2 separate regions of the Homo sapiens genome follow, and region 2 is linked to region 1. Evidence: chromatin loops called from intact Hi-C (ENCODE). Cell type or tissue: GM12878. All regions are shown on one strand. Each heading gives the region's core, and the rest is flanking DNA. Links, peaks and the distances in the headings are about the cores only.

The links. Hi-C counts contacts between places; a loop is a spot of excess contacts. Peaks named below come from ENCODE experiments on the same cell type or tissue, not always from the same donor. Only the 100,000 strongest peaks of a DNase experiment are listed, where the experiment ranks them.
Region 2: it touches region 1 in a loop (2.7-fold over the local background); 1 of 110 quality-filtered maps calls a loop at or near these places.

The regions. Positions count from the first base shown.
Region 1 is chr6:51,454,353-51,471,006 of GRCh38, reverse strand. LOC124900230 (small nucleolar RNA SNORD66) reads right to left here and starts at 6,317; the gene lies at 6,242-6,317. In GM12878, for the core only: no CTCF peak of the experiment used is centred there; a DNase peak (open chromatin) is centred at 10,786; H3K27ac peaks cover 1,481 bases.
Region 2 is chr6:50,957,505-50,974,158 of GRCh38, reverse strand. No RefSeq gene overlaps it. Among named protein-coding and RNA genes, the nearest start is that of TFAP2B, 150 kb to the right of the region's middle. In GM12878, for the core only: no CTCF peak of the experiment used is centred there; no DNase peak of the experiment used is centred there.

The DNA of each region.
Region 1 (16,654 bases), core at 9,175-13,174:
ACTGGTGAATTTATAAATAACATCTTCCTTTCAAGATAACACAGCCAGGCCCTTTCTGCACTGTCCTCTGCCTACCTGTGTAGTCCCACTGTCCATAAATTCCTTTCCAATCATTTTTAATCATTGTTCATTAACTGATCTCTCACTTTTTTGAATTTTTACCTGCTCCTTCTTCTGCAAGAAATGTCCTTCCCACTTCTTATACTGGCTAGATCCTCTTCATCTTTTAAGGATTAGTTTAGGAATATTCTCTTGATAAAATTACCTGTCTGCAGACTGGGTAGAGATTCTCATCTATATGTTCCTATATTGCTCTGAGCTTACCTGGGTTTCACATTTTACTACCCTGTACCACACATGACAAATTACTTGTTTGTGCCCTAAATTGAACTGTAGTGACTCTTTGAGGACAAGGACCAGGTATTGTCTATCTTGTGTATTCAGGTTTATGAAGAGTGACTGTTACCTAGTAGACTCTCAATGCATACTTGTTAAATAATCATATAGATATATGAATTACTGGCATAGGGCACAATGGTTGCTATCTAGCAGTATATTCTGGGAGAACAGATTCTTTCTGAAGGAAAAGTCATAGTGGTAAAAATGATCCAAAAGACACTGAGAAAGAATTTAATTTAAACTAGCATTGAGTGCATGAAACATTTTTAGCAAATACTTTTAGTGAAACTGAGTAGGCTTTAGAATTAGCAATCCCAAATCCTATTCCATTCATCTTGCTAAATTCAGAAAACAGTATTTTTTTGGAATGTGACATGGCTGTGTGCCTACCCAAATCTCATCTTGAATTGTAGCTCCCATAATTCCCATGTGTTGTAGGAGGGACCTTTTGGAAGATAATTGAGTCATGGGGACAGTTTCCCCCATACTGTTCTTGTGGTAGTGAATAAGTCTCACAAGATCTGATGATTTTGTAAGGGGTTTCCTCTTTTGCTTTGATTCATTCTCTCTTGCCTGCTGCCATGTAAGAAGTGTCTTTCACCTTCTGCCGTGATTATGAGGCCTCCCCAGCCATGTGGAAATGTGAGTCCATTAAACCTCTTTTAAAAAAAATTACCCAGTCTCTGGTATGTCTTTATCAGCAGCATGAAAATGGACTAATATAGAATGATAGCAAACCCTATTTGCACCATAGTCAAAACAATGATTCTCAGTACTTGGTTCGATCTACAACATGCCCTCATCATTGGCTTCTACTTTGTCATCAGAAGCAGCTTACCATTTTGAATATTAATGACTTTATGTGTCTAACTTTGGGAAAAGTATTGTCACCATCTTCCACCTTATACTCCACCCTCAAGGAATATATTGCTGTCCGCTCTACCTGGAATGCCTTTCCTATAGATGGCCACCTAGCTCATTCCCTCATTTGCTTCAGGTCTTTCCTGAAATGTCATCTTCTCGGTGAGAAGGCCTCTTCTGACTCTTGCTAACATACTTCCCTAACACATTCATCCCAGTGATCACCTTTTCTAACATAATACATATTTACTTATATTTCTGCTTTACTATTCATATCCTTCATTAGAATATAAACTTCATGAGGACAAGATTCTTTGCTTTGTTATGTGTTTTGTCTCCAGTTCTTGGGATAACTTCAGCATTTAGTAGGTGTTCAATAATGATATCTTGAATGAATGAATGATCCAGCATCTGAACTGAGATCTGTTTACATAATGTATGCCAGGTTTTGTTTGACCTTGGTAGTGACGAAAAAGGTGGATGATTGTATTAATAAAATTGCCTCTTTCATTTCCTAATGCTTGCTAATTTTTCACCACATCCTGGGTACATTCCTTCCATCCCATGTCTGTAATTATTTGATCCCTCTTTGATGGAAGTTGTTCACCAAGTGCTTGAAGTTTGGTAAATTTCCTAGCCTACTCAGACAGGTGGGATTACAGTATTTGAATAAAATATAGAACTAATAGCCTTATCAGCCTTTGCTTGATCTTGTTTTCCTAACAGTCAAGATTTTCCTTTCCAAAATCAATGTGTTCTATTACACCTAATTTACTTAACGGAGGACCTGCCAGGTGCTAAATGACAGGGCTCAACAGTGATATCATCTCCTCAAGTACCTTTCATCCAACATCCTGCCTCCGCCCTGCAGAGCTTTCTCCTCCCCCCTCTTACCTTCCTGCTTCTATTGCCTACATGCAGCCTCTATCTAAAGTGTGTCAACACCACTATTTGATTCCATTAGTAGATATTTCAGGAATATATTAGTTAAATGTGTTTGTTACACACGGACAAAACAGCCAACCAACATAATTTAAAAAATTTTAACTAATAGTGTAGGTTTCCACATTAACATAGAAGTAAAAGCTGTAAGTTGAGAATTTCATGCCCAGGAGTAGTAGGCAAGAGGATCTCACCCCAGAGCACCTATTTTTAATTTTCAGAACCTCAGAAAATTGCAAATGTTGTAGTTTAGGGAAAATCTACCATCAGTCTAAATTATAGGAAGAGAATGAAAGAGAGTGGAAAATGTTGAACAAACTAACACATCCTACTTGGGAAGTTAGTCAACACTTTGCTAATTAGGGCCATATTTTATTAGAAACAAAAGAGGAAATCACAGAGCACAGGCATTTTAAAATCAGTATCTTTCTACTGGGAAGTTCATTGCTCAGTTAATATCTATCACACTGCACTAATAACTTTCTGCAAGTACCAAGGAGGGAAAAGTCAGAGCTGAAACAATGCCAGAGTGTTAATATAATATCCGTGGGTGCCCCTGTGAATCCCAGATTTTTTTTAAAAAAAGTTTCTCAGTATTTCCAGGAATTAAATACCATCTTAAGTATAAATTTTGAGAACTTAGTGTAGTGGCAACAAAGGAACTTTAATTCATTTTAAAAGAGCATGCATCCACTGTCTGAAATTACCAGGTTTAAAAGGGGGTGAACTGGAGCGTTCTGAACATATAGAGACATTGATTTCCCTTTCCAAGAAATGTACCCCAGCTTAACCACCTCTTATAATTTTTAACTTGCTATATTCCCCACTTTAGTACATAGAATCCCATATGATTCTTCCCTTGCTTGTAAATTGCATGTCAGTTGTTCACTGTGTTTATGTCTCATTTCCTTTATTGTGTTAGGAACTAAGCAGCAGCATGTTCTCTCTTCACCCTGTGCCTCTCAACCCATCCAGGGCTGTGCTGTGCGTGGTGTGCAGTCAGAAATGCCTATTGAATGAACTTCTTGTCTATGTTGATCCTATTAACCAGATAATTGCCTAATCTCCACTTGGCTTTGTGCTCTATAGGCACAACATAACAGGTGAAGTGAATAAAAGCTCTCTTCAAGCAAATACTCTCATGAATGGGGTCTTTTTTTCAGAGGGCATGGTCGCCTGTACCTCTGGAAGACAATGTTCATCTCACACCAATGAGCAGATTAGACTCAGAGAAAAGTTGACCCAAAAGATCAGATTTAGTATCAACACAAACAAACCTTTATAGGGGAGAAGATGGGAAGGGGGGCAGGGGAGTCTGTGTACCCAACAGGACTTTCCCCTTCCATCACCACTTTTCTCCTAGCAAACATCCGAACCACAGACATTCCAGTCACCTTCTACACTGTTTATTTGGGCTGAGGCAAAACTCGATAAGATCGATTCCAAGTTACAGAGCCTGATATACGGAGAAGAACAACTGTGGTATGAATGCAAAAAAAAAAAAAAAAAGAAGAAAAAGGACCAATGCTAGCACTTATGCAGAAAATATTCAAGTAGATAAACAATTGCACCAAGTCATAAATTTATGGGGAATATTCCACCTCTCAACAGATCTTTTGCATTTGAGGCTCTGAGTTAATCAGTTAACCAGCATTTCACGGGACATTCTGCTATTACTGAGGGTCAAGAGTATTCACTTGAAGAAAGTTACTTCAAACAGCTACCTGTGTGTCTTATATCCCAACCCTTGATACATAAAAATATAAATATATGACATGTCATAATATTTTCATATTGGGTAACTACAGAGAATATTTTGGCAAGGGTGCTTAATCTAAAATGTTCAATTTTAATCAGTTTGAACTATGGTCTGTCTTTCTGTGAACTGAAAGCCACCAATCAATTTTCCTTTATCTTTTTTTCTGTTTTTCTTACCCAAGGCAATGCCTTTTGTAAAAGGGTATTTATTTTTAATGGATTTTTTAATGAATTTTTCAGTCAAGCTATTAATAATGCCATTAATTATAGGCAGCTTGTATTAAAGTGCACGCTGGCCTCTTAATCCTGACCCCCAGCTATTGGCTTGCAGCTAATCCAGCCTGGTGCTTGGCAGAGAAGGGCAGGCCTCAGCCAGCGGCTGCTAGGAAACAGGATGGGAAAGGCAGAACGGAGGGATAAGAGGGAGGAGGGGACGAATAGATGTTTCGTCTCTTCTTTGCCAGAGGGCCTAAAGTTTAAAGCCAGATGATGTGTGAGTGGGGTGGGATAATCCCGCGGATGCCATGCAAGCACTTAGGAAGAACTTCCCACTGGAAGGGCTTTGCTCTGCCTTCAAGGCCTGGCCGGTTTGATAACCCCACAGGAACACTGCGCTCCCTTACCTGAGGCGGTTATGTGCGACTGCCTCCGCTCCAATCTGCTTAAATTGACCAGACAGAAGCTTCTGCCACATAATGGATTCCAATCCCTAGCTTTCTTTCCTTCACCACCCCAGCTTCCCAGTGTTAGGAAAAGTGTTTAATTACCATTTGCTTTCAAGATAATTAAATGTTCCAGGATTTCATCCTTTAGTGAAAATGCTGCTGTGAGCTTATAGGGATGAGTATGTTGTGTATTTTTAAGAATGTTGGCAGGTAGTACAAGTAGACTATTAGGTTTTGGTCAGTAAGGCGCAAGCTTTGGGTGTATGGGTGTCTTTTGTTGATTGTTATCATTGACATGGTGAGTGCCATCTGAAAGAAGGAAGCCAGTTCAATCTGAAGTTGATAGAAAACAACAACAACAACAACAATAAATAAATAAATAAATAAATAACAAGGCTTCAAAGGACTATAGCAGCCCAAACTGGAGAAAGGACATATGAACAGTAACACTAGAAAATAGCAAAAGTAGCCATACAAGGCCGAATATGTTTTTTAACATGACCTTGAGACAAAAAGGAAAATAGGAACTTGTGGGTCATTCTGGCGGCAACTTACTTTGTCTTTCAAAAGCTGGTGGTTGCATGTAATTGGTATGAGAGAAAATATTGCTTCTAATAACAAATCCTTTTAATCAAAATAAATAATAATACTAGTGGCATGATTCTATAAAGAACAATGTTCTTAGCTATTTTCTGGTGTAATGATTTGACATAAACCAAGGTGAAACCTCACTTTTAATTATTCTCAAAATAAGTCCAGGTCCAATTCTCCAAAGAAATGGGGAAATTTTAAGGAGTTTATTTCATATTGGATTATAATAAATATTTACATTATGTATAGCAATAGAAGTATTTCAGGGGGAATTGGTTTCAGAACCCATTGATTTATTAATGACATTTTTTAACTATAAACATTATCAGATTCTCACCTGCCTAAAAAGATTTCTATCATTAAAATAGAACAGAGTATTAATTTGTTGTTTTTAATAGCACAAATTGGGAAAGAATCATTGCATTTGATTAAATTACTTCTTCATTAACCAATGTACATGTTATTTCTGTCATGGGTCTGGGACTGTGACAAATTTTGATAATAGAGTGATAACAAAAAACAGCATGGTCCTACTCTTACAGACCTTAAAGTTAACCAGGTACCCTTGGAAATGCCAGCCTTTCTAAAATAGTTCCCCTCATCCATGTAGGAAATGACAGTGAATGAAGGGCTTGACGCTATGCAGATCCAAGTCCACCACCAAGGCAACTATCAAAGTGTTCTTAAAAAAGAATACTTGAAAGTTCTTTATCAATGACATGAAACATGACTTGTTTCCTCCATAATGTCTACCTTTGATTAGCCTAAAGTATTTTTGGTATGGTTAAGAGTATGCATCTTTGTTAATTGAAGACACTCCTCTCTGATAATATCAATAGTTATCATATGGATGAATTTTATGGGAAGATAATTTACTCCCACTGGGAGCTGGCCTCTAAGATCTGTCTATGACATCAGTTTCAGAGCTCACCCTTGCCAGGAAATATAAAGAAATTCCCTCTCCAGTTCATCAATATTTTGCCCCTGTCCATGATCCTTTTTTTTTTTTTTATCTTTTTTTTCTCTTCCTCAGATTCTCAGTTCCATCATGGGTTCTCCGTGGCCCAGACAGGTGGCACTAACATGAAGTCATCAGAGGACCATGATCCTTCAAGCTCTTAATGATCAAGCCACAGCCTGAAGAGAGTAAAGAGAAATGTTCTTTATATGCCCTAATAGTATCCCCATTTTTCTTATTTTCTTAGTATATGGAAGAATTTGACTTATGATTTCAGAGGATAAGCAGTGTTCCTCTGTTTATTACCAATAGTTCATATGCTTGATTCCCCACCAAACTCTAAGTTCTTGGGGGCAAAAACTGTGCCTTTCTGTCTTCTGGGTGTTTTCAGTCAAGTGCAAGTGAAAGGCACAGTTGGCACTCGGGGCATCTGTTGGACGAATAAGAGAATGAATGGTAAAAATGAATAAATAAATGAAATGAATGTAAAGTAAGACATGAAATAATTTTAATTTTATTCTCAAGAAAGCTGTTTCTCATTGAAGTATCACTGTACATTTGATCCCTTTATTCCTTATTTTGACCCCAATTTAGCAATCCACAAGCTGGATGAACTTGAGCATGTTATTTAACTTCACTAATATTTTTTGTTTCCTCATTCTTAAAATGGGAATAAAAATCCTTATTTCTCAGGGTAATGCAACTCAATGAATGAGAAGTCCTCATAAAAGAGCATGCATGGGAGTTCAGTATATGGCAATAAACTTATTATTGTACTTGTTGCTTCCTGACACTGCATGATTGAAACGACATCACAATGGCATTCTTTTTTTTTTTAAGATGTTCTTTCCAGAAAAATAGCTGTGACCATTCCTTGATTTAGCTCCTATGCTTATTATTGTGTATGCTTGATTTTACTGGAGATTAGATCTCATCGTACATTATATTACTGTAATAGGTTATAAATCTTAAAGCCAGTGTCATACAATGAAGAAATGCAACAGCAAGCAGGGTTCTTCCCTAAACATTACTTGAAGGCTTCTGAGTTCCTTTGTAAATTTCCATCTGCTTAAAAATATTTGAACTCATTTTTAAATTTCAGGGGCTTAATGTTACTTATAGCGTATGAGAGTTCAGATTCAAAATCAGCCTCAGCTGGGACAAACCTGAACATTCTAATCAGGTTACTGTCATTCTGCTATTTGACTGGAGATTACACAGAGAATCCATGTAATTTTAATTTTGTGAGCACCTGACCTGAAAGTCACTAAAGGAATACTCTGTACTCACATTCACTATAGACAGGCATTCTTTCCACTAAATTTATGGACTTGTAAATTGTGTCATAAAACAAGTAGAAGAGTGGGAGAGTAAAGTGTAATTAGATAGGCGGTCTCAGGCTCAAGATAATATAGGGACCCATATTATGTGACTGTGGCAATGGTTCTCTCATTAGAAGATGTTACAGTTGAAGTATCTGTTAGTTTAGGTGTCCTGAGGTATTTGTTTTCTTTGTTCTTGTGATCTGTACTAACTAAAAATTTGTAAAATTTCCAGAACAAATAAAATCACAAATTATGTTACATCATTTTCTAGCTGGTTTGGAGTTTTTTGGTGGTTTTATCATATCACCAAAAATTCTACCTATTTTTCCCAGATTTGCCCTGGGAAGGTGAGCTTCCTGTTGCAATTAGGGGAGCAATTGCATAATTGCCTCAAAGTTCAAAATCTGATGTAGCTTTATCATCAAGCCAGACCTATTTAGAGCCCTGGAAGGTTATTATTTCATTTAAATGTTCATAGCCCAGATCAGGCCTGTGAAACAAAGAGAGTAGGTAGGTCTCTTATCTAGCATCCATTTGGGGATAAATAGGGGACTTAGAAGCACAATCTTTTTTTTATCACAAAAGCTATATTTCTCACATATTTGAGCAATGTGTCTCAAGGATTATACAGCCAGCTCTACCTATCCATGGGGTTTCTATCCATAGATTCAACCAACTGTAGATTCAAAAAAGTTGAAAAAAAGGATAAAAAAAACCAACACAATAAAAATATTCAAATAAAAATCAGTATAACAACAATTTACATAGCATTTACATTGTATTAGGTATTATAAGTAATTTAGAGATGATTTAAAGTACATGGGGAGATGTGCAGACGTTATATGCGAATACTATCGGAATTGAGCATCTGCTAATTTTGGTATCTGTGGATGTTGTGGAGCCAATCCCCCACAGATACCAAAGGACTACTCTATATTTTATGCCTCCATTCATCCCAGCTCTTCAATGTTCTTCTTTTAATTTTATCTCCAGCCTTCCTAATTTTTATGTGTTTCTGGGTTACATATAAAGTCAATTGCAATTTCCAGAATTTTTTTCTAAAGAAAAGTTTTGTGAGAGTGGCATAACCTCCTAATTCAGCTTAGTTTTATATGACTGCATCACTTACTATATTCATAATCCTTCTTCTGTGTGGGAGATATTGTAATTTTATACACTGTACACCTATTGCAGAATACACATTCTACACTTATTTCAAGTAAGTCAGGCATGAGATACATTCTTCTAAGGTAAGATTGATAAGAATCTAATAATTTCAGAGATGGGTACAAAACAAAACACAAAATTTTTTGGTACATTAAGTTTGGAATTATCAGAAAAGGCTTTAAGGAGCTTAATTTTAGAACACTTCTGATCCTCCCCCCACCCCCCACACACATACCCATCTCCAAGTAAATAGCACAAAAAATGTATTTTCTATCTGAAGAAGAAAGTTGCCTCCATTTAGAGATGGTATCCTATATGAAAGTCATGGCATCACTTGTAGCCATGACTCATTGTCCCCACTTCCTTGTTTAATACGTCATGCTCCTTTATAAGATGGAGTGGAATAATCCCTTGATTTCATGTGGTACCTCACCTACAGTTTACAAAGTGCCTTTACATTCATTTCTTCATATTATTAACATGATAACCTTATGCGGTAGAGACAAAAGAGATTGTTATTATCTTTGTTAGATTAGGAAATTGAGGTTTTGGAAATTCAAATGATGCCCACCATCCTACAACTCTGCAAGTAGCAGAGTTAGGATTTGATCTCAGATCATCTGAGTCTATAACTGGTTCCACTTTCCATCACGCTAAGCCACGTCAAGGTACTTGATGTTGGTGGAAGTTAACTTTACTTCCTACAGTGTGTGAACAAAGCTATGACAGAAACTGAGTTAATAAGTTGAATTATATGGTGTCAAAGTTTTCTTTCAACCTACAGTATGCTGTGTTTCTGGAGCACTTTGGAATGTTTAGTCTGTGCTGTGAGGAATACCAAGATCCCAGCAAAATCCGTCTTTCTTCTCCCTTACAAATGCTAGAGGTATTTTTCACAGGGGCTCTGGTTCCCAATCAGCTAGGAGAGGAAGGAGACATACAAATCTGCCATGGAAGAATGTAAACCAGAAAACTAAATTTGTGAACCCATATAGCTCATTAGCATTATAAATTACTCAATTAAGGAAGGATAGGAAATTTCCCCAAGATGTCTTAGAAAATCAAATAGTTACCTAAGAATTTTGAAGGAAAATTGATGGACTAAAATGAGTTCTTAATATAGCTATAGGATTGTTGCATTCTCTAAATCCTTGAATTCAATCTTGTTCAACTTAATTCCTCACCTAACTGGTGATGGGTGGTGAAGGAGTGAAGAGGGATAGAGGAAGATGCAAGCTGTCTCAGTCTCCAATTCTGGGTGAAAGCAAATGACTTGATAAAACATAATCACAAAAAGAAAATTAGACTTTTTGGACTCTCATCCTTCTATCTTTCAATTAGTTTGTTGGCAGGGCAAAGTATTGTGTTGCCAAAGTCTTTGTACGTTGGTCAGTAACGTCTCTCTCTTTCTCACTCTCTCTCTCTCTCTCTCTCTTTGTTTCTCTCCTTTCTCTCCCTCTCTTATTCTTAAAAGAAAATGTACATGGTTGCAGGGCACTGTTGCCAAAATTCATATTCAGTTGGTAAATCTATAACTATTTAAGATTCCTAATCTGTTTTCTTGTTTTTATGTTCATTCTTGCTTTTTCTTTTACTTCGTAACGATATGCCTTTAAAAAATACCTTTCAAGGGTCTCTGAAAGTAATTTGACATGGTTCCGAATCCCACTACTTTTCTTTTCCTAGAGAAGTTTCACGTGGCTGATGCTTTATTGTTTCATGTTACTTGCTAGTTATTTGACTTTGACAGAGCTGGGTTATGGATTCAAGGGAAGGAAAGAGTAAAAGAACAAAAGGAGTCTAATTCATGCTTGAGATTCTGTCTTCCCAGTGGGACTATGTTTTTGTTTGTTCTTCACAGGAATGATGAATACTGATCAGACTAAATTTAAGACCCACAGGGAAGTTGTATGTACTATAAAATTCTCTGGGTCCTGAACAGGGTAACACACTTTATGATTTCAAAAAGTACTGATGAATCTCAGTAAAGACTAGGGGAATTTTTTTAAAAGCAAAGTAAATAGGAAGCCGCAGGGACTGGAGTTCCCTCTCATTTCTCACTTTCTGTTTTCTCTTAACTCTTTATAGCCCCTACTCACGCAACATTTCTCTAGGGAGATGCACAATCCCCAAGGTGATAGCAAAAACAAAAATGACACTCAGTGAGCTTTCAGAGTAAACAAAAGCTGTGCTTGTGTACAAAATTTGTTTTATTGGCCCAGTTTAACAATCTTCTTTCACATAGCCCTGTGAATAGCAGGAATCAGGACATGACTCCTGGAATCCAAGACTGTCTTGTGAAATCCTGACAAGGAAAGCAATTAGAACTTTCAATTCTATCTGGTTTCACCACATGCATATAGACATGGCAGTATCATAAAATTATAAACTAGTTGATGTAAGGCTACACAGATGTAAATACATACTTAAGGTGAACTGTGGATTACAAGGAATTATGTTATGCTTGTTTTTTGTTAAAAAAACTGGAATGTTGAATAATAAATTGTAACATATGCCTGTATATATTGATATTATTTTTATAGTCACTTTCAGAGGACAAATTGATAAACATTAATTAATTTGAATGGGCCACAAGAGATTAAAAAGCTAAAGCATGACTTCTTCACTTTAGTTTTATTTTTTTCTTCTTTGGCAGCAAGGAACTCAATATAGTACAGTATAGTATAGTGTAGTGTACTATATACTATAGTATACAGTATAGTGTGAGTTTATACCAGAGTCAGCAAAGTTTTTCAGTAAAGGGCCAAATAATAAACTTTATAGGCTTTGCAGGTCATATGGTCTCTATCTGAACTACTCAAGTCTGCCATTGTAGTGCAGAAGATACCATAGACAATACATAAATAAATGAATGTAACTGTGTTTCCATAAAACTTTATTTATAAAAAAAAGATGGCTACACACCCATGGGCCATAATTTGTCAACCCTATCTACCCGTGGTCTACAGACCATAGCATGGAGGAAAATGTCTTATCAGTTTTTGGTACTAATACAAAAGGAAAGTCTCCATAGTGTTGTAGTTTATATAATCTGAAGTAGAACCATTTAGTTAATTCTTCATCTGTAACATTACTACCTAGAAGGACTAGTAGCCTGAATATCTTCCCATTTACCAGTAAGTAAAGTAAGACTATATTGAACATGTATAGAGTAAGGCATTGTGCTTCTTCCTATGAGGAAACAAATGCATATGAGATAAACTCTAGATCACCCCAAAATGTGCAGACTGGTTAGAATTTTAAGGGACTAATCCCTAACTGCAAGGCAAGATAGAGTATGAAAAATGTCACCTGTAAAAGTATTGATAATGAATTATATATAAATCCAGAGAAAGTAGAAGTGATTGCTAAGGCAGAAAGGAAATTAAAGTATTCCCAGGTGCCAGTTAGTATGCTAGGTACTTTTGTTTTATACATTTCTCATTTAATCTTCAAAATTAATCTGAGACAATGGTCTTGATATTTTCATTTTTTTCCTATTAGGAAATTGAGACTCAGAATGGATAGATTGATCCAAAAATACTGTTTATCCTTTTAAATCTTTTTATTTAGAGTTATAGTAGCTAATATTGAAGGAGTGTTGGTACCTCTGAACAACTTGGAGAAGTAAATTAGAAATTCCTCTCTCTGTCAACAAGAAGGAGAGGGAGAGGGAGATTCAGTGAGTTACCTCAGGTCTCACAGTAACTTTAAAAAGCCAGATTTGAGTTTGCAGCTCACATTTTTAAGCCATGTCTGAACACCCCACAATGTAAAATATCAAGATTCAAACCATATTACACTGATGTAAAAAAGCAGATGGATGGGAATGGGATGTGAATTTAAGTAGAATTGAAAGAATGACATTGGATGGTTTTGAATGAAAACCACAAATATACCTGTAAGTGTAGGAAGAGATTATAGGCTGATGAAAATTATCACGAGATGATACTTCTAGAAACCCTCTCCAAGGCTACACTAAGGCAGAATGAATCCTTGTGATGCCATGGGAATAATTATAACAATTATTTGCTAATCTTTAGATCTTAAAGCAATTATAAATATCATTAGCTCATTAGGTGATAAATCATTTCAACTCCTGGCCCCCAGTTTTCTCATCTGGGAAAACAAAAAGTTGTACAATACTGATTATTAAGGTTACTTTCAGCTTGGAAAAACCAAATGTATCTGTGATTCTCTAACTTCCTGTGATCTAAATTTCTGAGTTACATAAACCTGCCCATCTGAGTTTGGAATTAAGCCTTAAGCCAGAAAACATGTGACCTACCATGTACTAATGACTGCTAATGTATCTCTTAGAGTAAACCACTGCCCCCTCATTTTTAAGAACAGTAAATTAGGGACACAATAATTTGGGTTCACCTAGAATTCATCTCATATGCATTTGTTTCCTCATAGGAACAAGCATGTAATTTTTAGTATTACATGGCTTTGATATTTAGCCATATTTGATATTTAGGAGTATTACATATTTGATATTTAGGAGTATTACTTTGGATAAATACTCCAAAGTCACAGTTATCCGAGTGTTGGCTCTTATTATAAGGCTTTGAGAAGGGAAAGTTTGGGTGTGTGCCTTCCTTCTGAGTACTGCTGAGTAAATCTGAGGCCCAAGAGCTATCACTCTGGACCAGGTAATCAAGGGCTAGTGGTTTCTCATCTTTCCCATTTAGAAGATGGGATTAAGGAAATGTTGAATTGGCCCCCATTCCTTTTTGTTGTTGTTGTTGTTACTGATATTATGTATGACAGGAAAACCCTGCCTCCACAGACCAGACACGTTACTGGGCATCTCTGTACTTAGCACAGGGAGTCTGATCAATTAGTCCATTTAACAGGAGCTCCCCAGCCAGCCTCCCTCTGGAAAGCAGCTAAGAAATTCTTACATTCCTCTCAATATGTTAATCAGACAACTGGTATCACAGTTCTCTAACTGTGTAATACCAGTCCCCCTTGGCAGATATATTTTATTTGGATAATGATGTGAAATTTAAGATCTACGTTTCAATTGTGCAGAGCCATAGGCAGTTGTCAATTTTAGTGACAGACATAGACCTCGAGCTAAATTCCTGTGCACAAGCAAAAACTCCAACAAGCGTAGCACAATTCTGGTCCCTTAATAGAAATACATTTTCTCCCATCGAGGGGCAGTATTTTTAAATGTTCATCACATCTCTTGGTACCAGCAAATCACTAATGCTCTCGAATATTTCCCTTAACATGGGCATTGGTGACTTGAGCCATCAACCAGGCTGACAGGAAATCAGATGATTATAACCTGATATCCTGCTTCTTCTCTAGGAGAACAATGCTGAAAACACACCATCTTTTATCCCTCTGCAGTTTCTCCAGCAAAGTTGTTAGTTAATAGGTCCAAACTCCAAGGCAAAAAGAAGAGTCTCAACTGCTGAATTTCTAAGACCTTAGGATCCACGTAATGGGGAGAATTCCCACTGCTGATCTTGCTGTTGGCAATTACATTAAAGAAACAGCCAGCAAGTGAACCCTGTGGCCTGGGGCATCGGTAATGTGATGTGTGGCCTCTCACCTTGAGGTCACTGGTTCAAATCCACCCGTGGCTAATGGGGGCGAACAGTGTCTGGTATTCTAGGTAAAATTATTTGTTAGATTTGTGAAAACACACATCAGATCCTGGGGCAAATGTACCAAAATAAACATCACAATTAATCCTAACCCATTGGTATTATGATTTAACACTTAGTGAGTTTTAACCAGCCAAGTTGAAAAGAAAGAATTTTTTTTTAAGTCTGCAAAGTGTGTGCTCCTAATACTAAACTGGCTGCTTTGTACTGTGGCCTAAAGGTAAATAAACTGGGGCTTTGTCTCAGCAGAGAGCAAGGGAATTCCAGAGAAAAGACTCCACTTCCCTGAAATGCAAATCAGGAATATTAGCAAAAGGAGCTGGCTGATTTTTCCTGCTCCAGTGGTGGACAGGGATAAACACTTTCTTGGCATTGACTTGTTTACATGCTTCCAGGCACTAATAGAAGGTGCAATAATCAGTGGTACAAATAGAAAGACAAAGGATCTGGGGGTGGAGATTAATATCCATCACACCTCATCTCTGGACCTTATTTCTTCATCAGTAATATAAAGGGTTTAGGGCAAAACAATCTCTAAGGCTCCATGAGTCTGTAATTCTCAGACTAAGAGCTCTGATTTCTAGTATCCAAATAGCTTTTCACTCCCCTGATTGGACAAGCATTACCACTCTCCATACCCCCAGCATATCTGAGTTCTCTGACATGAGACACATACACAGGCTTGAGGGTAATCAGGACCAGATCAGAAGTTTTGACTCTGCTGCTCCCAGCTGTGTGTCTTTCTGCAGGGGACTTCCCCTTCCTGAACTCCAGGTTCCTCACCCATAATAGGAGGAAATAATATCTACCCCAAAGTTAGTATACATTAAAGAAGATAAATGAAGAACCTAGTACATTGCCTGGAACATAGTACACATGCAATAAATGTTAAACATTTCTTAAGAAATTACCTCTTTCACCTCTATCCCCCAAGAACCATAATAAGATTGGTTATTGCTTATTCAATCACTCAAGAGATTCTGAAATGTGAACTTATCTTTTTTCAGATTCATTTAATCAGTGTGAGCTGTTTATTGTCACAACCATACTTCTTCTGAATAAAATGAGGATGTACATCCTCCTTAATTTGAAGGTCTGCAGACTGACATTGCAAAAAAAAGTATTTTGAATATGCAAACATGCTTGGGCAGACCTTTAGTTAAAACAAAGAAAGAGATTTAATGTATTTCCAAAACTTGATTTTTTTCATTTTCAATCAGAAATTACTGTGGAACGTAGGGGAAACTTTGGGTGATTAGAGATGGCTTTGCAATTCATGTTCAGTTCATTTCTGGACTCAGTCTCAGTTTATCTAGCTCTATCTCCTCTTCTCGCCTTTTCTGCCACTGTATTAACCTAAACTGCTAACTGCAATGGCTCACCAATTGACAATTCATGGGTAAAAGAGAAAATCCCATGAAAGATAAATGAAACTTTCTAGTGACTAGTTAAATTATTTTCATACCTATATTTCTAGAGCAGAATTTCTTAACTTTGGCATTGTTGACATTTTGGGATGAATAATATTTGTTTGGGGGGGCTGTGTAGAGACCAGGATGTTTAGCAGCATCTCTGGTCTCTACACACCAAATGCTAATAGCACACTCCCAGTTGTGACAACCAAAATGTCACTGGACTTTGTCAAATGTCCCCTGGGGTGGCAAAATTGCACCAGTAAAGAACTAGTGATCTAGAGGTTCCAATCCCCTCCCCAAGCCATCTGGGAAAATAACAGCCATGGAAGATATATAATTGGCATTTTCCCAGAGAATAAAGAAGCTGCAGTTTGTGTTCTTTACTCCACTTTCAAGTTACCTGCAGCCCTTGCTTGCCTCCTGGTCTCTTCAAATCCTGTGTAGGGCTATAGGTATGTCTATTGACAGTTAGCACTATCTTGGGATTTGGAAACAGGAACTGGAGGAATGGTGTTTGTTTTTATTTGACAGTTTTTAAGGATCTGTGTCTATTGATCTTTGATGTCTTCCAGATGGAACACACAATGACATACAATCCAGTTGTTGATTTTTTTAAAAAGGATCATACAACAGTTACCCCCCAAAAAAAATTCCAGAAAAAAAAGGGTGTAGCAGAAATCCAGCTACAAAGGAGAACCACTGCAATGGGAAGTAGTAACTTCAGAGATGTAGCATAACAGAGCTATAGCCGTTGAGGAGGAAATCAGAAAAATAAAGTACTCTGGGACAATAAATAGATTCAGTGTTCTCCTAAGATTGACTGGCACTTAAACTGTATTATAAGTGAGTATGTCAAGATAATAACAGAAAAGTACTATGAATATGCAAAGAAAATTATTGCACAACAGCCTCCATAACTCGGGCGGGGTGGGGGGAAAAAAGATGACAA
Region 2 (16,654 bases), core at 6,768-10,767, 490 kb after region 1:
CATGTATGCTAATGTGCCATGCATTTCTGATGCATTAGTACAAAATGTTCTGTATATTTCATATGTGAAACCATGTCTTAGAAATAAAGAAATAGAATGAAATAATAAATGGCAAATGGTCACTGTTAATCTTTGACTTATTTTTAAAGCATGGTACTACTTGGTAGATCAAGTAATACCCATAATGTTAGAAAAACAAAGTTATTGTTTTATGGATGTCCTTTGTTTAGAGAAGTCCAGCTATTTCAATATATGTCTCTTTGGCCATAATACTCTATAAAAGAGAAGACGGAAAGAAATACAAAGAGAGAACAAGAAGGGATCTGAAGAGAGAGACTGGGAAAGGGAACAGTACATGGGAATATTTTTGCTTCCAGCTATGGACAAGTGCCACACTTTCTCCTAATAACCTTGACCTGCTTTTCCTGGCTCAGCAGTAGCAGCTGTGCCACATCGGCTTAGCATCTGCTTATCAATCTAACTGTGCAAACCTGACTCCCGCTTCCAGTGTCCTTAGCACTGAGGATATCACAGTGACCAGGTTGACTGAGCAGCCTGCAGAATGTAGGAAACAATCAGTTCTTAGGAGGAGGAGGGCAGGACAAGGTGTGGAGAAATTACCAGAACATGGTCTCTTTATTGTCCAATGATCATAAGGAGAAAGAATATTTGTTGGGCAGCACATGGGACAGGTTGTCCTAAAGTTGCAGAATTAATGGGTTGTTGAATCTTAAAAAGAAAAATGCCATTCCATCACACACCTCAGTAAATATGTAACGGTGTGTGAAAGCTCTGGGAGCATTGCTGCACTGATGCTTCGCCATGATATTCATATCTTCTCAGCCAAAAACGGAGACACCAGGAGCAGTATGAGAATACAAAGCAGAGCGATGGTGGTTAAGAGTTTGGCCTTCTTGTCAGGCTTCCATGTTTAAAATTCTGACTTCACCACTGACCAGCTTTGGGCAAAATACTTAAGCTCAATAGGACCCTTATGTTCTTGTGAGGATTAAAATAGGTAAAGAATAGAGAAGTATAGAGCCTGACACAAATGATACAATGGACTTTGGGAACTTAGGGGAAAAGGTGGGAGTGGAGTGAGGAATAAGAATACACATTAGATACAGTGTACACTGCTCGGGTGATGGTGATGGGTGCACCAAAATCTCAGAAATCACCACGAGTGAACTTATCCATGTAACCCAAAACCACCTGCTCCCCAAAAACCTATTAAAATAAAAAAAATTATATAGAGACTGGTTTCTGGTATGCAACCAATAAATATGTAGTATGAGAAATATGAGTGTATTTATAGAAACAAAATAATATTAAAAGCTAAGATAAGTCAGACTGTAGAAACGAGGCCTGTCCTCAAAACAAGTGTGTTTGTATAGTGCAGATAGATAGCATGAATTTGACCACAATAAGGCTCAGTGTGTGATGGCTCCTTGTCAGAGGATTTCTTCTGATCTGGGCCCATCTCAATAGCCCAGCCTGAAGTATCCTCCAGTAGTCATCGAGTCAACAAATGTTTAGTGAGTCCATCTGAATCTGTTCTTATAACTTAGGAGCAGTTCTAGACACTGGGGACACAGCAGTGAAGAAGAGTGTTAAAGTCCCTCCCTCACAGAGCTAATATTCTAGAAGGAGAAATAGAAAAAGATAAATATATTAAGAGATATATAAAGTCAGGGTGTGGTAACTGCTGTGAAGAGAAAGCAGGAAAGGAGATAGTGAGGGATAGGGCTATGGTTTGTAGTTAGTGTGGTTGATTGTCCTTGAGGAGGTGATACTTGCAGATATCTGAAAGAAGTGAAGATGGGAGTAGGGCAATTATCCTGGGATATTTCCAGGCAAAAGATCAGCAATAGGAAAGACTGAAGCCAAGTGTGTTTGGCAACCCAAGGGAAAGCAGGTCAGTGTGCCTGGAGCAGACTGAGTGAGGGAGAGAAATCAGGAGATATAATTAGAGAATTGGCCAGTGGCCCATCATGTAGGTCATCAGATGCCATAGTAAGGAGTTTGGAATACCTAAAAATATGCTGAGAAGACATTAGAAAATTTTGAGCAAAGGAATGTCATGATCTGAGTTATGTTTTACAAGGACCCTGACAGCTGCATGGAAAATAGATTATAGCAAGTAAAACCAGTTAGTAATCTTCCCAGATCAGATGATATATGAGTAGCTTTAATAGGATGGCAATGGTGAGATGTGGTCAGATTTGGGATATATTTTGAAAGTGGGGCACACATGATCAGCTGATGGTTTGAATAATGGTATGAAAGAAAAATAAGAATCAATATTGACTCCAAGTTGTTTTTTAACAAAAGCCAGCTGTGTGAATAATATTGTCACATTGAGAAAGCTCAGGAAGTAGTTGGTTTGAGGGTGGAGGGGAATCAAGTTTGGACAAGCTAGGTTTGAGATGCCTATTAAATATCCTGACGGATGTCAAATAAGTAAGATAAATGAAACTGGAGTTCAGGGGAGAGGTCATATCAAAAGATATATTTAGGAGTCAATAGTATATAGTTGGCATTTTAAATGGAGCTGAATGAGATTAACAAGAAAGTGAGTACAGCTGGGGAAAACATCCTAGCATTTAGAGTTGAATGAAGTAGAATCCAACAAAGACTGCAAAGATTTCTTACTTAGGACAAAAAGTGAAGAAAAAAGAGGCTGAAGCTAGGCAACCAGAGGCCCAAGCCATAATCACAGCTGTATCACAGGCTAGTATCAAGGTCTCTTCATTTCCACTTCATAACCTATAAAATGAGGATTATCACCTGTGCCTGTCACACTTTTACCATTGTTGAAAGGCAAAAAAGCTTTCATCTGTGACAAGTCACCAGAGAAATGTTGCAGCACCACTAGCAGGCAAGGAGAAAAAAGTTGTGAACCCAAGAAATATCATACCCTACTGGGAAAATGAAAGACTAGGAGTGATATTGTGCTAATTCCAAAATATGTGCAGTCCATATCTCCATCCCCCAGCTCCCAACTTCTCCTTCCCATCTGCTAAATAATGTCAACTCTAAGCTACAAAATGAATGCCCACAGAAGAGCATTAAAGGAACAAGTCAGAGCAGTGCCAAAGAAGAGAGAAAAGAAAGAAAATACTGGGAAGATTTAAAGAGCAAGGGAAATAGTAGATACTTTCCTTCCTTCCTTCCTTCCTTCCTTCCTTCCTTCCTTCCTTCTCTCCTTCCCTCCTTCCTTCCTTCCTTCCTCCCACGTTCCAATTTTTCTTTCAAGGTGGGGATGTTGCCCAGGCTGCACTTCAACTCCTGAGCTCAGGTGATCCTCCCGCCTCAACCTCCTGAGTAGCTAGGACTACAGGTGCACACCTCTGCAGCTGGCTTTTTAGATATTATTGTGTCCTTCCAGGTTAGGAATTGAAGAAGAAAGAGGAGGAAAAACAAGTAATCTTGGATACTTGCCATTTCCATGAAGGGAGGGAAGCAGCAGGACCCTTTGAGAGAAGATCAATGCTCAGCATCCTGGTAGATAGCAGAGGAATCCCTAATTAGTAATTCAACTGACATTGATTCAAAAGGTTGATTTGCAGGCATCCAAGCCTGGAAAGGAGGAAGTTTGATGTGTTTTCCAAATTGGCAGTGAAAGAATAATTTATGTTGGAGATTTGTTGCTGAGCAGAGAAAAGAGATGAGATAGTTGAAAAAATAAATGATGATACCACCCAGAGTTCTAGCTTTCCTTCACTTTTTATAGGAATAAAATAATGAGTAGAAGAGAAGGTATAAACTAGATTAAATATATTCCATATATAAACCATGCCAGAAAAGCAACCATCATTTCTCTTCCCCTTGAACTTTTCATTTAAGCACAGACACACTTTCAGGGACTAATGAGAAGATATAAATGTTGATGAAGAAATCACTTAATAAAATGCCATGAACACAGTTAAATAGTATTTAAAGATTTGGGAGAAGAGGGGTAACTTAAAAACAAATAGAAAGTACATGATAACATAACCAGTACAATTATTGTTAGCATTTGACTTAATTGCTTCTTTAAAAAGAAAAAAAAAAAGGTTTACATATCATCCTCAAGTCCATTGTGTCCTAATGCCCACTGCTAATCCTCTAGCAATAATAGGTATTATTCAGTATTTGTTTTAAATTATTACAAATGTTGTCACACTGTATCTACCATTCTACAACTTGCCTTTTTTATGAAACATTATTTTTTGAGATGCATAAATCTTGATATACAGAGATTTCTTTCACACATTTAATTTTTTCTGACAGTCATGCATTCTTACACTATTTCATGTGATCCTTCCAACTCTAAGTGAGTTAATGAGTTATAACATCTCCACTTTACAGATGAGAGTATTCAAGTTTGCCCAGGGGGTAGATGTAGAACCTTCTGGCTTCCTGGCCAATTCTTCTTCACTGTACCAACTGTTTTCAAGCTTATATTTTCATCTGTAAAATTTTTTTTCAAATATGAAACTTATATAGAATGCTAACATGTAGGAGGCATTCACATTAGAGCTAGAGGCAGAGGTTCTGGGCTGTGCCCTCAGCCTTTCCTACATCCTGCAGTGGCCCTTGAAGCAGCTTCATGAACCTCTAGTTCTCTGTGGCACCTGTTATGGAAGCTGGTGTACTAAAGCAGTGGCCTTTTTGCAAGCACTATGCAGCCAGACGAAAGTTTTAAATACAGAGAACAAAATGCCCATAGCGATTTGGTCAATGAGAGAACTGAACACACTTTTTGTGATGCCATCTATGCAATGCAGTGTAATGGCAAAAGGCGGCTAGCAAATCTTGGCTGGTATCCAGTATGCAGAGGAAAAGCTGTTTAAAAGTCTCCTCAGCTTAGAGTTTGGCCAAAGTAGATTTAAAGAACCTACTTTGTGTAGAAACCCCGTATTGTGAGGAACACAGAAATGCTTGAGATAGATGACAAAAGCAGTGAGCAGACACCAAGGAAAGGGTGGTTCTTGCAGAAGAAAGAAAGGAGAGAACAAACCCTTCAAAAGAAGTGGTTTAGTTCTTGACAGGAAAGAAATAAAGCATTCAGAGAAATTAATAGACAAAAATGAAAGCAAAGACAAATTAAAACAGGTTCTGTATATATGGAGCCAAAGTTTTAGAAGGGGAAAAAGATAAGAAAGGTGGTTTTTTTAAGGTTTTGTTTTGCTTTAGGTAGAATGATCAGGGTCTGAGAAGAAGGAAGGCCTCAAGATAAAATAAATACATTTTCAAAAACATGGGGATATCACTAGGTAAAGAGTAGACATAATGAAAGTAGCAAGCTGGGCATGGTGGCTCACACCTGTAATCCCAGCAATTTGGGAGGCCAATGCAGGTGGATCACAAGGTCAGGGGTTCGAGACCAGCCTGGCCAACATGGGTGAAACCCTGTCTCCGCTAAAAAAATTACAAAAACTAGCCGGGCATGGTGGTGTGTGCCTGTAATCCCAGCTACTTGGGAGGGTGAGGCGGGAGAACTGCTTGAACCCGAGAGGCGGAGGTTGCAGTGAGCCAAGATCACGCCACTGCACTCTAGCCTGGGTGACAGAGCAAGACTCCATCTCAAAAATAAATAAATAAATAATAAAAATTTAAAAATTAAAAAAATAAAGTAGCATAAGCTGGAGAAGCCTGAAAGACAGGATATGGCACTGTGAGGTGAAAAAATCAATTTAATTTGAGATTAAAAAATAAGACTATAAATCAAAAGTGACACATTGCATACAAATCTATATGGCATAAGTACTGCAGACAAGAAGGATGATGTTGAAAGTCCATCTTAACTAAATATTAGTGTTGTAAGGTTCAGGATAAGAAGAATAAGAAAACAGGCAGGCGTGGTGGCTCACGCCTGTAATCTCAGCACTTTGGGAGGCAGAGGCGGGCGGATCACCTGAGGTCAGGTGTTCAACACCAGCCTGACCAACATGGAGAAACCCCGTCTCTACTAAAAATACAAAATTAGCTGGGTGTGGTGGCGCATGCCTGCAATCCCAGCTACTTGGGAGGCTGAGGCAGGAGAATCCCTTTAACCCGGGAGGTGGAGTTTGCAGTGAGCCAAGATCATGCCATTGCACTCCAGCCTGGGCAAAAAGAGTGAAACTCCATCTCAAAAAAAAAAAAAAAAAAAAAAAAGAATAAGAAGAATAAGAAAAGTAATCTTATTGATGTATAACGAAATATGGATGAAACATACTTTTAGACATAAGGTAAGATCTGGCCTACCCAAACTACCCAATAAGGGAAATAATAGTAAATGTTCAATCAGTTCCTGTTCTGCTGCTAATCTTAAAGCCATATTTAAGGAAGAAGCCATTAAGGAAAACTGAACATATACTATAAAAAGAATTACATACTAGATGATATAATTAAATGTAACTCTACTCAACAGTACTTGTGAGTAATATACAACTGTAAGCACATACCCCTCAGCAAGAAAATATCTACAAGAAATGTTTGGCCAGAATTGTCAGCTGTTGTTAAAATATGACTTCAGTCTTGGTCCTTCCTATTTCATACAACACTCATTAATTCCAGATATCAATGCTGATATGCTTATAGTAATGAGCTCTATAACTTCAATTATACAGTTTTTGTGGCTGTAGCCACATAAGTTTATCTCTTGTGTTTCTACTGTTCTGTTTCTGTTTACAAAATTCTATTTGTTATTTTGAAAGTTGATGTTATACATCAAGTATAGAAGGCATGAATACTTTGTTGGGTTTGTTAATTTCCTTTGTTAATTTCTTCCATATTGTACTGGTTTAGAAGAGTATTACTGACTCTCATGACTTAGGTAGGAAAAATAATCTTCAAAATTGAGCACAAATTACTCAAATGCTTTTCTCTATGGTTATTTATTTCTAACTCTAAATGCCACCATTATAAAAAGCTTTGTTATCCCAGATGTGAGTTCAGTCTGGGCAACCACATTGAGATAATAAGTAAATCTGTTATGACTGTTTTGTGGGCATTACACTAAGTCTGAAAAAATTAAATGACAAAAAGAGAGAAGTGGGCCAGTTATAAGTGATATGATTTATGTGTAAGAGAATTTGTGTAATACAAAATTTGTATAATACAAAATGAAAGATAGCATCTTTGCTAATCATGCTATGGTGATAACTGATATTAATGTCTCAAAATCCCTGAAATATTAAATAAATAAAAGATGAATAAGCCAAGTCCTGTTAGAAAAAGAAAAAATGAAAACTATGATAAAAAGAATAATCAAAGCTTTACTCTCAAGATATCAGAGAGGTATTCATATGTTAAAATATGATATAAAAAATATTCATTGGTAGGAGATAAGATGAAGGCTATACCAAACAAAACAAACATTCTCAGCTACTGAGTGTTTAATGAAATAAAGTAGATAGGAAAGTATAAGCAAACAAGGCATAAACCGAAAAGAGGAACTGAGAAAAGTGTATGCAAACAAAGTACAGGAGGTAGTAAAGAAAAGTGAAAGGTAAGGACTCCTTATCAAAAAAAAATTCACAGTAATAAAACAAAAAGACAATTTAAAGTGGCTTGAAAAGAGAAACACTAGAAATAATGGTAGAATAATGGTAATCCTCATAAACCTACCTCAAAAAGCAAGAAAAAAATTTTAGTTCAAGAGGACACATGTTAGTTAATGCCAAGAAACTTAACAAATGATGAAGAATAAAAGTCTTTAATAGTAGATCTTATAACTCAAAGAGGAATTAAAAAGTTTTAAAATAAATACATACTTAAGTCACATGACCTCACTGACATGGAATTGTAGCTCCACAAATGTTAAGGTGGGGACAGGTATGGAAATTATGAGGTGACAGAATAATAATAAATAAGAAACAGCAATAAAAATTGACTGTTTTAGGGATTGGTAAAACAGTAGTGTTTTTAGCAGAAATATCATTGGCTACTCGGGATGGGACCAGAATGATAAGTTGTGTTCATGATATTATACGTTAGGTGTCTTTGGAAAATTCAAGAATAAATACCCCCTTTCATATATTCTCAACAACAAATCTACTGACCCAGCTATATCAGCACCCATTATCTATGCCTTCCCTCCTGTTAAATGGATTATTATCATTATATTTATTCTATGCTGTTTTCTAGCATCAATCCCTGTACAGTACACTAGATCTGGTCCCTTCTCACCTACATTGCTCTGGCAATGTCTCCTATCTCTCCTGTGTGATCAGTTTTTCTCTCTGTTTTAGATTATCCCCCTCAACAGACAGTATTCTTTAATATGTTTTATCTTTAAAACAATCTCCCTGTACTTCACAACCATGTCATTAATCTCTTATTTACAGCAAGAATCCTTGACAATTTTGTTTAGACATTCTCTCCTTCTGTTCTCTCTCAACCTACTCCATTAGAATTTCCTTTCCCATACTCCATTAGAATTTCCTTTCCCATTGCTCTACTGAAATAATTCTTGCTAATGACATCAATGGCTTTTATGTTGCCAAATCCAATGGTCATTTCTCAGCCCTTATCTAATTTAATTTATCAGCATGATTTGATACACTTAATCATCCCTGCATCTTGAGACACTTTCTTCACTTGGCTTCTGGGACAATATTTTTTCTTGCTTCTATTTTTACTTAATTGATTATTATTCTCTGTTCCCTTAACTAGTTTTTCCTTATCTTTCCAACCTCTAAATGAAATATTTGGGGGCCCAAGAGCTCATTCCTTTGACCTTTTCTTTATCTATGTCTAGATGATCAACCCAGTTGCATGGCTTTAATGATCAATTTCATATTGAGTATCCATAAATTTTTATGTCCATGCTTGACTTCTACTGTACTCGAGATTCATATATTGAACTTTAAATTGAATATCTTGTAGGTATCTCAAAATTAACTTCTAAAAACCCAAACTTTTAAGAGACAATAGGATAAAAACCTAGATGACCTTGGGTATTGGAATGACATTTTAGATATATCACCAAAGTCATGATCCATGAAAGAAATAATTTTAAAGCTGCACTTCATTAAAATGAACAACTTCTGCTCTACAAAAAGAAATGTCAAGAGAATGTGAAGACAAGACACAGATGGGAAAAAATATTTTCATAAAACATGTCTGATAAAGGACTATTATCCAAAATACAGTCTTAAGTGTTGGGTCTTAAGTGAACAACCTAACTGAAAAATTGGCTAAAGACCTGAACAGACACCTCACCAAATAAGTTATGGTAAATAAGCATATTAAAAGATGTTCAACATCGTATGTCATTAGGGAATTGCAAACTAATGACGAGATATCGCTACATGCCCATTAATTCAAACAGGTAAAATGCAAAACACTGACAACATCACAAGCTGAAAACGATGTTGAGAAACAGGAATTCTCTACTGTTGCTGGTGGGAAGGCAAAAATAGTATAGCCACTTTGGAAGACAGTTGGGTAGTGTCTTACAAAATTAAACAGACTCTTACCATATGATCCAGAAATTGAAATTTCTCTCTTTGGTATTTACCCAAGTGAGTTGAAAACTTATATCCACATAAAAACCTGCACTCAGATATTTATGACAGCTTTATTCCAAACTGCCAAAACTTGGAAGTAACCAAGATGTCCTTCAGTGAATGGATAAACTATGGTATATCCAAACAATGGGATATTATTTGATGGTTAAAAAAAAATAAGTTATCAAGCCATGAAAACACATGGATGACATTTAAATGCATACTAGTAAATGAAAGAAGTCAATCTGAAAAGGCTACACACTCATTATTTCAACTATATGACATTCTGGAAAAGGCAAACCTATGGAGACGGTAAAAGAATCAGTGGTTGCACGGGGTTTGGGGGAAAAAAGTAGAGCATTGAGGATGTTTTAGGTAGTGAAACTATTCTGGATGAAATTGTTACCAACAAAGCTGCCCCCACCAAAAAAATGGGGTCCTTGCCTGTTTGGTGCCATGGAGCCAATATGCAAAACCAAAAGTGTCAAGCAGTGCAGGCTTTATTTCATGGCCATGGAATGGAGAAGTGGGAGCTTAGCTCACAAATCATCTTCTCTGCTAGTGAAGGGTGAGGAAGTTAAAATATAGTTTCTCTAATGAAGAAGTGGGGCATTAAAAGCAAGGGAATGCCGGGCACAGTGGCTCATGCCTGTAATCCCAGCATTTTGGGAGACCGAGACGGGCGGATCACTTGAGGTCAGGAGTTCGAGAGCAGTCTGGCCAATGTGGTAAAACCCTGTCTCTACTAAAAATACAAAAATTAGCCAGGTGTGGTGGCACACGCCTGTAGTCCCAGCTACTCAGGAGGCTGAGGTGGGAGAATTGCTTCAACCCTGGAGGCGGAGGTTGCAGTGAGCCGAGATCACGCCATTGCACTCCAGCCTGGGCAACAAGCAAGACTCCGTCTCAAAAAAAAAAAAAAAAAAGCAAGGGAAGAATATTCATGATGTATTCTCTGGAAATGCGCAGGAAACTTTCTGGAACTGGAGTGTTGCCATCCTTTCTGTCCTTTTATTACTTTTTCCAATTATTGTCACGGAGATTGTCAACTGTCATGGCAGTGGTGGTAGTGTCATTTAGCATGGAAAGGAGATTATAATGAGGCCTGAAGTCTTTTTGAAGCTGTTCAGTCAGCTATCTTGACTCTAAGCAGTCTCAGTTGGTCTGGTTACAGGGGAACTTTTTATTGCAGGTTTCCTGTTTCTTAAAGACAAACAGAGTTACAGCAGGGTAGAAATTTAGTTATGTTACACAAGCATTGCACCAGGTAACAATATGACAATTATGAATACATGTCATTATATATTGTTCAAAGCCACAGAATGTACAACACCAAGGATGAACCCTAGCATAAACAATGAACTTTGGGTGATAATGATATGTTAATGTAGGTTCATCAATTGTAACAACTGTACCACTTTGCTATGAGATGTCCATAGTGAGAGGTTTTTTGTATGTAGAGACAGGCGGTATATGCAAACTTTCTGGACTTTCTGCTCAATTTTGCTATGAACCCAAAACTTCTCTAAAAACTAAAGTTAATTTAAAAAAAAAAAAACTGAACCACCCCCAAATATTGTCAATCTCACTTCTCTGTGTTAAACATTTGCAGCATCCTAGATAACTCTCCTATAGCAAATTCTGTTGGCTTCACTTTCAACATATATTTTAAATCTGGCTCCCTCTCACTGCTATTGCAACTACCATTCCAGCCCAAGACATAATCGTCTCTCATCTGAACTAATACTGTGTCTTCCTAATGGGTTGTCCTGCTTCCGTTATTCTCAATAGTCTGTAATTCACACATCAATGATACTTTTTGAACAAGTCAGATTATGTCCCTTGTTTGCTTAAAATGTTCCAGTCTCACTCACTATAAAATCCAAAGTCTTCATCGTTGTTCACAGACCTAAGATTTCGTCTCTCTGCTTCCTCTCCAACTCTCCTCCCACCTTTCCTTCCCTTGTTCAATTCCTTCCTGACATACCAGTTTCTCTGCTCTTCTTAGGACCTCCTCAGTCCTCTCCTGCCTTGGGGCTTTGGCACCTGCTCTTCCTTCTGCCTGGAACATCATACCACCCATAGCCACATGGCCTGCTTTCCTCCTTATGTTCTTCAGGTCTCTGCTCTAGTGTTATCAGAGAAGGCTTCCTTCACCACCTCATAAAAAGAAAGCACCACTGTCACTTCCTATCAACTTACCCCACTTTACATTCTCCATTGCATTCATCATTACTTCCCCTTTCTTTGTCTGTTAATCTCTTTCACCTAAAAATGTAAGCTTCATGAGAACTGGAGTTTCATATTTGTTTCATTGCTATATCTATAGCTTCATTACAGTGCCTGGAACATGGCTGGTATTCAGTACTAAAATTTGTTGAATCACCCTCTTTCTGGGTTGGAGATACTGACTGCAGCCTCAGATACATGGACTTACCAAGGGAGAAGAAGTTTACATTGAAGAAGGCTGAGGACAGATTATTAAAACCTTTGAGAGGTTGCAGAAAATGGAATAATCAGAATGTAGCAAAGTTTTCTTTAGGTGTGTCTTTCATACCATACTTACATGCCAAACTACATATCCAAACAAACATTCTTGAAAGAAAGGAGATAACATCTATTAATTCTTTGAATAACTGTTTGGGGAGAAAGAGTAATAGGAACACTAGTCTCTCTATATATACTATATCCAATTTGAGCCAGCTCTCCAAAACTAGGAGAGAGAAAGAAGAGGAGTGGGGTAAGGCTAGTTGCAAAAAAAGCATTTATGTGACTTTGTTGAAAGAAAGTCTCTAGGATTTAAAAATTTGCATGATCATGGGGATAAAGACAGTATAAATGCAGAAGTCTGTCAAAGTCTGGAGAAGAGGTAGCCAGAAGATGAAGTGCATTTAGAGGTAAAAGGAGAAGGAAGCAGATGTAAGAAGGAATCATGAATACTTGAGCAATCCAAGCTTATAAGAAATTGTGTTGGCTTTGGTGGTAGAAGAGGAAGAGTAAACATGTATTTATATTATAAAAATAAACCTTATCTTTTAAAAACTGCAGATCCAGTGAAAAGTACTTCAAAGGGTCTCTACTAATGTGTGAGATTAAGTCTTCTGATTACCATTTTGTACCTCCAATAATGTTAGTACAATGCATTTTCAAATGCTTTATGCTGCTAAGCCCAACAGAGAAACATTCTTAAAGAAAATTTTGTTCCAACCTCCAAACTTTCCTTACGTATATTTATTGACTATTAAAATGTGGCATCTAGGATCTGCTGAGTGAAAAGTAAGAAAGGAAGGCATCATACATTTAAAGCAACAGTATCCAGAGGTTTATAGTAAGAGGAATTTGGTGTAGTGATTAATACTATTTGGAAGCTAATTGTTAACAAAACCACTGCCAACTCCTGAGAGTTAGTTAGAAAATGAATTAGAAAAGTCTTCCTGAGCAGTGAAAATTAGGAAGCTGATAAAAATTTATTTTTAAAGAATAGTGAGACAAACTGGAGAAAAAATATCATTTTGACTGTGGCTTTAGGAGCGAAGCAAAATATACAATAAAATAAAAATTCACTCAGAGTTGAGCTCACCCCATTATTACTCTGCGTTCTTTCCCTAATTCATGTGGTGAGACAGGGCAGAGGCTAAACCCATTTTATTGTCACCACAACCTAAGCATAGAACTAGCCACTGAAGGGAGGCATCCAGCTCTGGGAATCTCTGTGCTGATTAGAAATAGTGAGCAACTTCTAAACACACACAGGACCTTCCATAAGACATACACAGGCAAATAACTAACATTCTATCTCAGGTATTTAGCTTTAAACTTTTTGCAAAATCTTACACACATGTCTACGTATATGCACAGCAAAACTGAATTAACCATGTATTTGAACTTCTCTTCACCTAAAAATATTATTGCAGTTTTATATGCACCTAGCAATGTTAATCTTTCAGAAAGCTCCTGGGATGATCAAATATGTCAATATGTCCATGTGGATCTTGGAATCATCTGTAAAGATTACTGCATAAGTATAATCAAATTTTTCCCCATTTCCAAGTGGACAATAAAATTCTATCCCACCCTCTTCCCCTTTCAAATAAATACATTTTTAAATGGAGTACCTTCTCAGGAAGGTAGACAGGGGAAGAAAAAGAGAAGAATTTAAATCAGTTTATTTGATTTTCTATTCACTAGACTGGGCTCTCATGAATTTGAAGGAAAAATGATAAGAGTAGCAACTATGTGTGGGTTTCAGTTACCCACACTATTCCTATTCCTTGTTGTGGCTAATGTTTGATTGGTGATTTATTAAATTAACTGGGGAATATCAGAAAAGGAGTTCATTCAGCTTCATTTCTGATAATTCTTATCCTTTTATGTAGTTTATTTACTGAAATAAAATTTGGCAATTTCCTCCCGACCTGATCTAACACTAGAGTGGGAGCAAGACGCCATCGCCAATGTGACTTCATGCAAAACCTGACAACTGTGTGCTGTTTCCACAGAACTCCCTGAAAACAGAATAGACCAAATCCCTATGTGACTGAGACATTCCGTAGCCAAAGGATACCCCTCGTGAGATGAATTTGGCTTACCTTTCACACTGAAGTCTCCCAGAAACTTCAAAACCTCATGGAACATAACCCAGGGAGCATACACAGCAAACAAAATAGCGTGGCATTTCTATGACCATAATATATATACATTTGGTGGATGAAAGCCTCATGTTGTATTCCTCTGATCACACATTGGCAGGGCCTGTGTTAGCTGTTTAGAACTGGCTTGACCTTACCTCAGAAAAGTTGTTCTTTCAAGAGATATCCTTTGCTTAAGACCCAGTAGAATCTCATACAACAGGGCAAATAATACCTGTCTGACTATAGTTTCAATCAGTGCCAAATATAAACTTTTTTCCCCTATCCCATGTCAGTTATGGAAAAATAAGGAAAGTCGTGCAGTTTAGTGCATAGCCAATCTTTAGAATCATGTGGGAAGCTTATTAAAAATATGGATTACTGGTACCCAGACTTACTTAATCAGAATCTCTGAGGGATAGATGAGCCTTGGAATCCATGTGTTTAACCCTTGCCCATGGGTGATGCTGAAAATTACCCAAGTTTAGGGAAGCCCAGTCAAGTAGAAAGCATGTGACATGTCAGTGGAGAGAGCCTTCACATTATCTTTCCCTCCGGAGGTGTGGCCTTCACTCGGTCTCAACTCTCTAGCCTGTGAAATGGTGATAAGGCTGACTGCCTCCTTTCCCCCTCATCTCACTGAGATATTGTTTAGACTAAAGAGACGCTGACCTTAATTTTCTGATCTGTGGATCAGAGAAAGCAGATGCATGCCCTTCTCATATCTATGCAGGGCTGAGGATATGCCTCATTTGCCCGCATGCAGTGCCCAGCTTGTATGCTGCCACTCTGTTCCCATGTTTCTGGAGTGGCATAGCCTGGGGCAGACAGAGCACAGGGATGAATGAATCTGGCAAGTCTGTGGACAAGCTGATGATACAGTCTTGCTGGGCCTGAATGGTCTGACCCCCATCCTTCCTCCTAAGTCATCCCTCCTGGGAAAATAATAATCTCTATGTTATCAGGAGTATGGTGTTGTCAGCCACCTGGAGTGGTTGGGGACGAGCTTGGCCCCGTCAGAAAATATTATAAAAGAGATAGCCAGGAAAGTCTTTTTCTGTCTGCATTTTGGAGTTGTAGTTGAGTATTCTAGAAGGCAAGAACTGGTCAGGTGGAAATAAATAATAATTAATTTTTCTTTCAGAAATCTTTGTGGAAGGTAAATGTGCTGTCTTCAGATGAAAGAGACCCCCCCACCTAGTTCAAATCCAGTTAACACTTTAGAGAGCTCATATGAGAATGCTTGAATATTCAGTGATAATGAGCTGTGGTTTTTAATGCTTACCTATTTCTATTATAGTGCCTGCACAGGTTCGACACATAGTAAGCACTTAATAAATACAAGTTGCCTAACTGATTTTTACATCTGTCCACAGAGGTGTTGGGATTTCTTTTAGGGATGTAATAAGCCAAATGGACTGTGTTAATAATGCCCCTGTACTTTGGAAACTAGAGAAGGCCTTTTAAATACAAAGAAACCAGATGTCACCAGACCCTGGCATTTTCTTGGTCTCCTAGGCAAGACCCAGAGGGCCATGCTATTGCCATGGATATAGTCTCTAATGAAGTATTTATACTCAGAGACTCCAGCCAGCTAGAAGAATATTTATACGGCAGTAAAAAACTTTAACAGAAAGCTGTTTGGCTCTAATAGTTTCAGGTATTTCTACACATCTCTGCTCACCATGTGTCATGTTGAATTATACTGTATCCAGCATGTGACAGCAGCAGCCCATAATGGAACTTATATAATGGAATGGCCTGAGAGATGAAGTGATAGGGTGGCAAGAGAATAGGGGAGGGGAGAGAAGAGAGGTAAGAAAAGAACTTTAAAGAGAAATATTTCTTTTACATTTGCTTGTTTGATTTCCAGATTCAGAAGAAAATGAAGATTGTAAAGAGAAATATATGTAGACTATATATATATATTTATACTCACACATACATAATAGTGAGATAATGGGAACATATATGGATAAATTGAAGGCAGCATAGTGTAGTGGATCAAAGCACAAATTCTTGAGCCATACTTTCTGAGTGCAAATCCCAGTTTTGTCATGTACTTAGCTCTGTGACCCCAAAGCTACTTAGCCTGTGTCTCCATTTTCTTATCTGTAAAATGACAATGACAATAGTAATACTTCATGGAAGTTAATGTGAAAATTAAATGATTCAATATTTTAAGTATTTAGAATACCTGACCCATAGTGAATGCTACATAAGTGAGATATATGTATGTATATGTGTATATATAGTTTTATATTTATACATTTACATATACATTTATATGTATTTATAAGTATATATATAGTTTTTAAGTCAAGCACCCATTGTATACCCTGAATTGAATGCTGCAGCAGGGGGCACCAGTGTAGAATCTGACTTTGGTAGGTGTCATTCAAACCATAAATGAATATTCTCCAGATAAAAAAATGTAGTTCTGAGCTTGGACATGTAATTTCCCTGGTCATTTCCCTTGGGGAAAAATGGCAAGCCTGTGCAACTCTTACTAATAGATACTTAATACCGAATATGCTGATCACTATA